Regions from separate parts of the Homo sapiens genome. Here regions 2 and 3 are each linked to region 1. Evidence: chromatin contacts called from ENCODE Hi-C or POLR2A ChIA-PET data. All regions are on one chromosome and are shown on one strand. Each heading gives the region's core, a stretch centred on a gene start or an enhancer-like site at or near the end of the contact. The rest is flanking DNA. Distances are from core to core; before and after follow the strand shown.

Region 1 (2,700 bases), core at 1-2,500:
TCTGTTCAGCAGGGCTACTTGGGGGCTTTTCATGATCAAGTCCCAGACTTGCTCTTTCTCATCCAGGTCATGACCAGCCCTTTTTCGCTGCTGCTTTTTCATTTTCGCAGCAGAGGTGGGGAGGTACAAAACTAATTAGCGTCAACCAGTCTCCAAAGTGTATTCACAACACAAGGTCTCTATGTTGTGTTTAAAGAACCAAATGGTGGGCCGGGCATGGTGGCTCACGCCTGTAATCCCAGCACTTTGGGAGGCTGAGGCGGGCATATCACGAGGTCAGGAGTTCAAGATCAGCCTGGCCAACATGGTGAAACCCCATCTCTACTAAAAATATAAAAATTAGCAGGGTGTGGCGGCGGGCACCTGTAATCCCAGCTACTTGGGAGGCTGAGGCAGGAGGCTTGCTTGAACCCAGGAGGTGGAGGTTGCGGTGAGCCGAGATTGCACCACTGCACTCCAGCCTGGGTGACAGAGCAAGACTCCGTCTCAGACAAAAAAAAAAAAAGAACCAAATCGTGCCAACTAGAGCCAAAGGCTTAACTTCAACCCTTGCAGTCATGGGGGCACTTTCTCCACTTTCCACCTTAGACACGTGCTTTTGGGGTTCTATGTGCTTTTCTTAAATTTCAGAATCAGAACACCAGTCAAAAATGGAGAGTGTGACTCACCTTCCCCCACCCCCAAGAAAACTGCCACAAAACCGCACTGTGAGCCTGTTTCTTCCTCTCTTCTCTCAGATGCACTACGCTCTCAGGGACCAAGGACACTTTGTTCTAATCATGTTGAAGATGTAAAACAAAAATACTTAATTGTAAATTGAATTATTTCACCAAGATGCTACCTGTGAGAAAAAAGGAATGGCTGGAAATCCTGCCTTCCGACCTGGGTTTCGGATGATTATAAACAGCTGGGGTGGGGCTGAGGACCTCAGGGGCAAGGCAGCCACAGTTGGGGGTGGGGGGCAACACATTACAAGTCCAGCAGCAGGGCGCAGCCAGGCTGCCTCTGGCCACCTCCCCAATGCCCAGGATCTGGACAGGAAAAGACAGGAGTTCATCAATAAGGAGAGACCCCTCAGATGTGGGGTGCAACACCCCAGCTAGGAAGGGCAGCAACAGGTCCTCTCCCTGCAAGATCATGGGAACAAAGAAGAGGACAGGGACACTGAGGACAGGGTTCAAAACCCACTGGTCTCCCCAGAGTGAAGCACCCCCAGGGGAAACTGACAGCAACTCAGGCAGTCACAGAGGTCAACCATCAGAGAGGTGAGTGCTAGACAAAAACCACATCCTCATTCTTTGGGTCCATTAGGAAATGGGCAGGGTTGCAGGGGTCCCCCGCCTCCTGGAGAGGGCTGGATAAGCCTGAGTTACCACGGGGTGTGGGGGGAGGGTGCGGAGAGCACCCCCAGGGCGAGGGTCCTGCTCTCTGCTCAGCCCACAGTGACATCTCTAATGCAAGCATATGCTGGCTCTAAATTATATTAGCTTGCTTGCTTTATTTGGATGCATCTCTGTTTTTGACACCATGTCCTCTCTATAGCTATAAACATCTCGCATGCTTTACAAAGCACTGAGCACACAATAATTAACCAATACTCACTGACCAACCTGTCAGGGGCAAAGAGGACCAGCCCAGGAAGGGGGCACATTTCCACATATCACCCAAGAGCCTCTCACGCTGGCTCAGACCCACAGACAAGACTGGGAAGATCCGCCCACAGAATGTTCCTCCTTGCCCTCCATGACCAGATTCTCACTTTAAAAAGAGCCCTTAGTCCGGTGCATCCCGCGGAGAACAGACAAGAGGGGCCTAAGTCCCCAGGAAACCAGCACCATCCATCCGGTGAGATTGCTGGCCACTCAGCCCAGGGGTGATGGCTGCTAACGGGTCACTTAAAAAAAATGACCATGCATTAAAAACATTATTAAATCATCACTCACAAGAGAACCAAGGAGGTGTCACAATCCCTTCAGAGGGGAAGTCAAAGAATCACAAAAAGACATGGAGTTGGCTGGGGGAATGGGGATGGATTGGGCCATGATGGATTGATAATTAGGGGGCTTCCTTTTGGGGTGCTGGAAATGTCTTGGAGCTAGAGGTTGCACAACATTGCAAATGTACTAACTGCCATGGAACTATTCACTTTAATATGATTAACTTTATGTTATGTGAATTTCACCTCAAGAAAAAAATAATACAGAGTAAAAGAATATTGACATGAATTTCCAACGGACACAATACCAGCCTTTTCCATGGGGAGTCAATTGTCTCTCCAGGAGGCTGAACCCATTTGCACGTCTAGGGACAAGGATTATTTGCATTGCCTTCGGATATCTATGACTTACAGAGCTGTACAAAGACAGGTGAGCCCTGGGTGGCCCCAGTGCTCCATTCAAAGGCTGCCTATGCCCAAGTCCAAGGTGGAATGAGGAGAAGATGGAGTCCACAGGTTTAGGAGGAAACCAGCTTTAGCCGATGGGAAGGTGATGCTGCAGAATAAGGTGTGTCTAGAGATGGTGTCAGGAGTGACTCCTGCATTTCTTGGAGGCAGGGGGGAAGGTGGGCTCACTGGAGCACTGGGGCTTGAGGAGATGGTCCACCATGTGACACAGTGAGAAGCCGAGGTGTCCAAGGCACCATGAAGGGGCAGGACCACACAGGGTGCACGCCAGGCAGTTTGCAGCCCTGGCCTGGCTA
Region 2 (2,700 bases), core at 86-2,585, 1.7 Mb after region 1:
AGGCATGAGCCACCATGCCTGGCTGACTCTCGCTCTTTTGCCCAGGCTTGGAGTGCAGTGGGTGCGATCTCAGCTCACTGCAACCTTCGCCTCCTGGCTTCAAGCGATTCTCCTACCTCAGGGCTTCAAGCGATTCTCCTGCCTCAGCCTGCTGAGTAGCTAGGATTACAGGTGTGCACCACCATGCCCAGCTAATTTTGTATTTTTAGTAGAGACGGGGTTTCGCCATGTTGGCCAGGTTGATCTCAAACTACTGGCCTCAAGTGATCTGCCTGCCTCAGTCTCCCAAAGTGCTGGGATTACAGGCATGAGCCACCATGCCCAGCCCAAAAATTAAGATATTAACATCAAATACAATTTGTATACTTTTTCTCCTGTTAATCTGTCCTTTGTTAGTTTAATTTGCAGGCCACAGTCACTAAACCTAAAAGGGCGGAAGAAACATTCTTTCTTCCCTGCTTTCCAACATTGTGTCTGGACTAAGCCTGAGACCCACTTTAGTCAACAGTGTATCAGGTGACTCTGTGCCTGTTCTGGGCCTAACTTGTAGAGCTTGGCAATGTTTGTTCTTGTGCTCTTGGGAGTCCTGAACCACCATGTAAGACAGGGGTTGGCAAACTATGGCCCATGGGCCAAATCCAGCCCACTGTCTATTTTTGTAAATAAAGCTTTATTGCAGCAGAGCAATGTCCATCTGTTTATGGGCATTTATGGCTACCTTTGCATTACAATGGTAGAGTTGAGTACTTGTGACATAGACTATATGGTCAAAGAGTCTAAAATATTTGGTCTTGTACTGAAAAGTTTGCTGACCCCTGATTTTAAAAGACCATCGACCTGCTGGAGAGACTACATGGAGAAGTCCTGAGGCCACAAGGAGAAAGAGAGAGGCTCAGCTGTCCATGTTCCATTTCCTAGTCCCAGGGCCAGGTGATTCAGCCCTATTACCAGTCATTGCCAATAGGAGAGACCCCAAAGGAGGTCAGCAGAAGAACCATCCTGCTGACCCCAGGCAATCTGAAGAACTGGAATAATAAAATGGTAGCTCTATGCTGCTGCATTTTGGATGGTTTATTACACAGCAGCAGATAATTGGAACCCACTCCCTCCCCACCTCCAAACAAAAATATTGGGCTGTGACTGTGAAGACGAACCAAAAACAAACAAACAAAAAAACAAGCACCATTGAAGATGAGTTACAAAACCATGACTGAATTAGTTCCCAAAGCTGTCTAATAGCACCACGTAACTGCTTGCAGAGTTTTTCTGAAGAAATACCATAACTCATCATGAAACCAGCTATTAAACCACAAAACTTCTGTTTCCTTCACCTTGTACGTCACCCCTACTCTCTGCAACAGTTTGACCGCATTTTAGTTTGTGGGTTTTTGCCTTTTAAATGAATCTTATCATTATGAACACTGAGTACCCAAATAGTCCCCCAGGGCAGGAACTTCTCGTCTCTCTGAACACAGAATGTCCACTTGTGTGTTCTTTCAGATGCAGGGTCTTCTTGCCCTGAATTTCTAGAATGTGTTCTTAAAGAAACATACCTATTATTTCAAAGTATCTCAATTTTTTGAGAGACAAGGAGCACTATGAATCCAGCTCATGGTGTTAATGGCTTTCTCATCATAAATCCATCAGCTATATTAGTTCTTTAGAGAAAGTAAAAATCAGAACAAGGTCTATTTGTCATATTTCCTTAACCACATCTGGAGAGAAGCTTCAAGTGAGTAAATCCAACATATGATTGTGATTCTGGGAGCATCGTTGTTTCTGTTTTCATGAAGTTTTCTCTAAGGAATGAGTTAAGGAATGAGTTAGTTCTTTTGGGGAAAAAAAAATAGTGTGCCTCCCCCCCACTGCCCACCATCTGCACACCCACTCTCGGAAATGTTGCCTGCCCATATTTACCTGCTCACCAAGCTGTTCCCTATTCTAGAAGTTTCCACTCTCCCTTGAGTATAAAAGCTTCAACCCTGGTTCAGTGGGTGGTAGCTGCACCATGGTCTGGGGAAATCAGCACTTTTTCGTGGGTGTTGCTGCCCAGGGACCAAAGGGGACTTGAGGATAATCAAGCCAGCTCTGCAAGTCTCCAACCACACAAGGGGACTGAGCTCCCACCACATCCCTCAACCTCCCGCCGCCATCTTGCTTTCCCACTCCCTGCCTCCCACACAGCTCAGCTGCCTTTTGCTGCCCTTTGCTGCCCTTTACTGCCCCTTGCACTCCCCAGCAAACCTCCTCCATCCTCTCCACTGCGTCTCCTCCCTCCCTTCCTCCCCTCTGTCACCCCAATGGCCCAGGGAGAGCACAGGACAACATGGAGTGAGGAAAGGGAGGAGCTCAGCCAGCTAACCATCCCTGCCCACCACATGTGAATTAGACAGGCTTCTCCAGAGACAGAGCCAACAGGGTATGTACACAGGAAGAAATTTATCTGAGGAATTGGCTCACACAGTTATGGAGGCTGACAAGCCCTGAGATCTGCCATCTGCAAACTGGAGACCCAAGAAAGCCAGTGTTACAATTCACTCCTGTTCCAACAGCCTGAGAACCAGGGGAACAGATGATGTAAATCCCAATCCCAGGGCAGAAGAAGAAGAAATGAGATGTCCCAGCTCAAGCATGGAGGAAAGGGGGGAAGAGAGCAAATTCCTCTGTTCTCTGTCTTTTGTTTTGTGCAGACCCTCAAGG
Region 3 (2,700 bases), core at 165-2,664, 1.7 Mb after region 1:
AGTGATAAAAAGGAAAGAAGTACTGAGACACACTACACTGTGGACAAATCTTGAAAATTTTTATGCTAAATGAAAAAAAAACAGATACAAAAGTCTACATATTATATAATTCCATTCATATGAATGTCTCAAATAGGCAAATCCATAGAGACAGAAAGTAGATTAGTGGTTGCCAGGGGCTTGGGGGTGGAGGGAATGGGCAAGGGAGTGACTACTCATGAGTACTAGGCTTGTTGGGAGGCAATGAAAATATTCTGAATTAGCTAGTGGTCATGGCTGTACAACTCTGAATATACTAAAAAACCACTGAATTGTACAATTTAAAGAGTGGCTTTTATGGTATGTGAATTATATCTAGAAAAATAAAATCGCCAAGTTCTATTTTTCCTCAACATTGATTCTAGAGTTCCAAACCCAGAATCCTGATGAGAGGTTATGGAATGGAGTCCAAGAATACAATACCTCTTACAGGTACCAGCAGTTTTGGGAATCCCTGCCCTTGGGTGGGTCTGAGGAATAGACAAGATGAGGTCCCGCTCACAGACATGGCCCCCACTCCACCTCTGCTGCAGGTGACAGAGCACGAGAGGTAGGGCTGGACCAGGGCCGAGATTCGGCTCTTTTCTCTGGTACCATAGCCCCTACGCTGCTCATCACGTTTACATTTGAAGACTAGTTTATCCCCGGGGGAAACTCAAAACAATTTTAAATGTTAGGTATGTCAAGTTTTTCAGGACAGTCAACATATATCTTCCTATCTACACATGCAAGCATTTTTAATACGCATGAAGCACATGTGGGCGTACATAAGCTGCAAGTCTAGGGAAGCAAAGCAAGCACCGAGGGCTTGGAGTTTTGAGGTTACCGAGCCATTCTGAGCCTGGACTAATGAGATCACACCACAACTGAACTCAGAAGTACCAGGGCCATGGATAGTCTAGGATAAACACTCTCTCTGAGTCCTCTCAGAAGAGTGGTTTAGCAATCTCGACTCATACCATGCCTTCCCACAAAGACCAGAGGAAAAGAAAGGAGCTTTTCAGTGTTATTTGCAAGCCAATACTGGTGTTAGGCAAGCATATAACAGAGCCACCGTAGGTATTAAGAACAAATACTCCAATCACATCTTCCAATAATTAGAGTTTCCTTCCACCAAGATGAATGTGAGCTGTCATTTCCTAGCTCTTATGGCGTGTGACACATTTCTTGTACTTACATTTTTAAATAACTCAAATTACAGTCACTCTTACACAAGTTCTAGGCGTCATAAAAAGCATGTTTCAGGAAAGTGTTAATAGACAACTCAAAAGAAATGTTACTCAATGCAGCCGAGGCTATTAGGAGCTCGAACTTCTCTCTCTTGCCAAACAGTTCTTCACTTTCTGTAAACTGCACAAAGGTTTCATTCAACACAGTTTGAAGGCTGAAAGTGAAAGTGACTCAGACTATTTTTGGAAAGGTCAAGAAAGTGCACCTGCCAATTTTCAAATTTCTCTGAAACCTTTTCCTGCAAACATCACCACTAAAGCTACGTAGTCCCTGAGCTGCAACTTGATGATGTGGTGATTTTACTATTTCTCTTGGGAGGTTCAGGTACACACTGTGCCGTGGGTTCATGGGAGACTTTGTTCAGACAGCATTTTACACGACAGTCTGTTTAAATGCTTTAGGGGACCAAAACATCTAAAGGTACCTTGGCAGCAAGATGGGGGAATGAACTGAAGCCTAGGAAGGAAGCCTGGCCTGCCCTTGGCCTGACCACAGCCACCGCAGGGCTAGAGTCCTCCAGTATCTCCTGAGGTGGGGAGCAGGTGGGCCGCTCCATGAAAACCAACTAGATGATGGGAAAATGGACAGCTTTGCTCAGGGCAATCTTCCCACCCTGGCCCCCAAAATTGGTACTATAAACATGGCACTCAAACATGAGAATGATTTCTTAAAATGTTAGAGGAACTAAAACTCCTTAAATTGTAGATTACCTCAAGGGCCAATATAGTTAACCAGACACACCTTAGGCAGATACCTGTTTTCTCTGTCTCTCAAGGCCCAACTCACTAGTGACCAGTATTTGTAAGGAGACCCATCTTTCTCATCTGCTAAATCCATGCCAGTGTTAGAGGCCTGCACCAGTCAGAGTCTGCGCCAGTGCTGGAGGCCTGCAGTCTGCTTTCACTTCACAAAAACCGTCTAAGTTGGAAGAACTGTCCTCTGGTGCCTCTTAACTTCCCGCAGCAATGGCCCTGCCCATGCCTGCCCACTTTCTGCTCTAACACTCCAGAGGCAGTGGGCAGCTTTTGGACCTAGGAGGGTGTAAGTAACTTCCCTGCATAGACTTTAGTCAACATCTCTTGTCTCTGGACAAGCGCAGAGCAACAAGCAGAAGTGGGGAGGTGGGGAGGAGCCCTGCATGGTTTCCCCTCGCCCTGGAAGCCTCTGAAGACCTGTTTCATATTGCAGTTCTACTGGAGGCAGCTACCATGTTTCCCTAGACTTCTCTTTTCCTGAGTGAAGAGCCCAGGTTCTTGTACATGCCTCCAAACCAGCCATGGTTGCGAGACCCACCTTCCCGTCTTCTGAAATATGAAACAAATAAAACACGACCACCACATAAAGCACTTTTATACAGATCACATCCAATGTGACTGGGTCTTCAAAACCATCCTGAACTACTGGATTCTTCTACAAATGAAGAAATGGGCT

Evidence for each region. A loop is a pair of places that touch in the nucleus more often than their neighbours do. ChIA-PET counts read pairs that join two places held with the same protein, here RNA polymerase II (POLR2A). Pooled maps may share reads with other maps.
Region 2: a map with no recorded cell type shows a loop between it and region 1 (18-fold over the local background). The contact joins two enhancer-like sites. A Hi-C loop is called at or near these places in 1 of 37 single-sample maps with no recorded cell type and 1 of 50 pooled maps. POLR2A ChIA-PET finds 5 or more read pairs at or near these places in 1 of 52 experiments (activated CD4-positive, alpha-beta T cell).
Region 3: a loop to region 1 is called in a pooled map, with 5 times the contacts of the local background. The contact joins two enhancer-like sites. A Hi-C loop is called at or near these places in 2 of 37 single-sample maps with no recorded cell type and 5 of 50 pooled maps. POLR2A ChIA-PET finds 5 or more read pairs at or near these places in 1 of 52 experiments (activated CD4-positive, alpha-beta T cell).

What each region holds. Positions count from the first base shown.
Region 1 is chr9:89,463,446-89,466,145 of GRCh38, forward strand. The region is part of intron 1 of SEMA4D (semaphorin 4D); the gene reads right to left. Among named protein-coding and RNA genes, the nearest start is that of SEMA4D, 33 kb to the right of the region's middle. RefSeq lists a silencer at 372-441 and enhancers at 952-1,011, 2,200-2,700. Within about 2 kb of position 1,251, at least 8 of the 41 ENCODE cell types and tissues checked have a DNase peak (open chromatin) inside an H3K27ac peak, as active enhancers do.
Region 2 is chr9:91,149,841-91,152,540 of GRCh38, forward strand. The region is part of intron 1 of LINC02937 (long intergenic non-protein coding RNA 2937); the gene reads right to left. The region is part of intron 2 of LINC00484 (long intergenic non-protein coding RNA 484); the gene reads left to right. Among named protein-coding and RNA genes, the nearest start is that of LINC02937, 12 kb to the right of the region's middle. Within about 2 kb of position 1,336, at least 5 of the 41 ENCODE cell types and tissues checked have a DNase peak (open chromatin) inside an H3K27ac peak, as active enhancers do.
Region 3 is chr9:91,206,802-91,209,501 of GRCh38, forward strand. No RefSeq gene overlaps it. Among named protein-coding and RNA genes, the nearest start is that of LINC02937, 45 kb to the left of the region's middle. RefSeq lists an enhancer at 1,616-1,675. Within about 2 kb of position 1,415, at least 12 of the 41 ENCODE cell types and tissues checked have a DNase peak (open chromatin) inside an H3K27ac peak, as active enhancers do.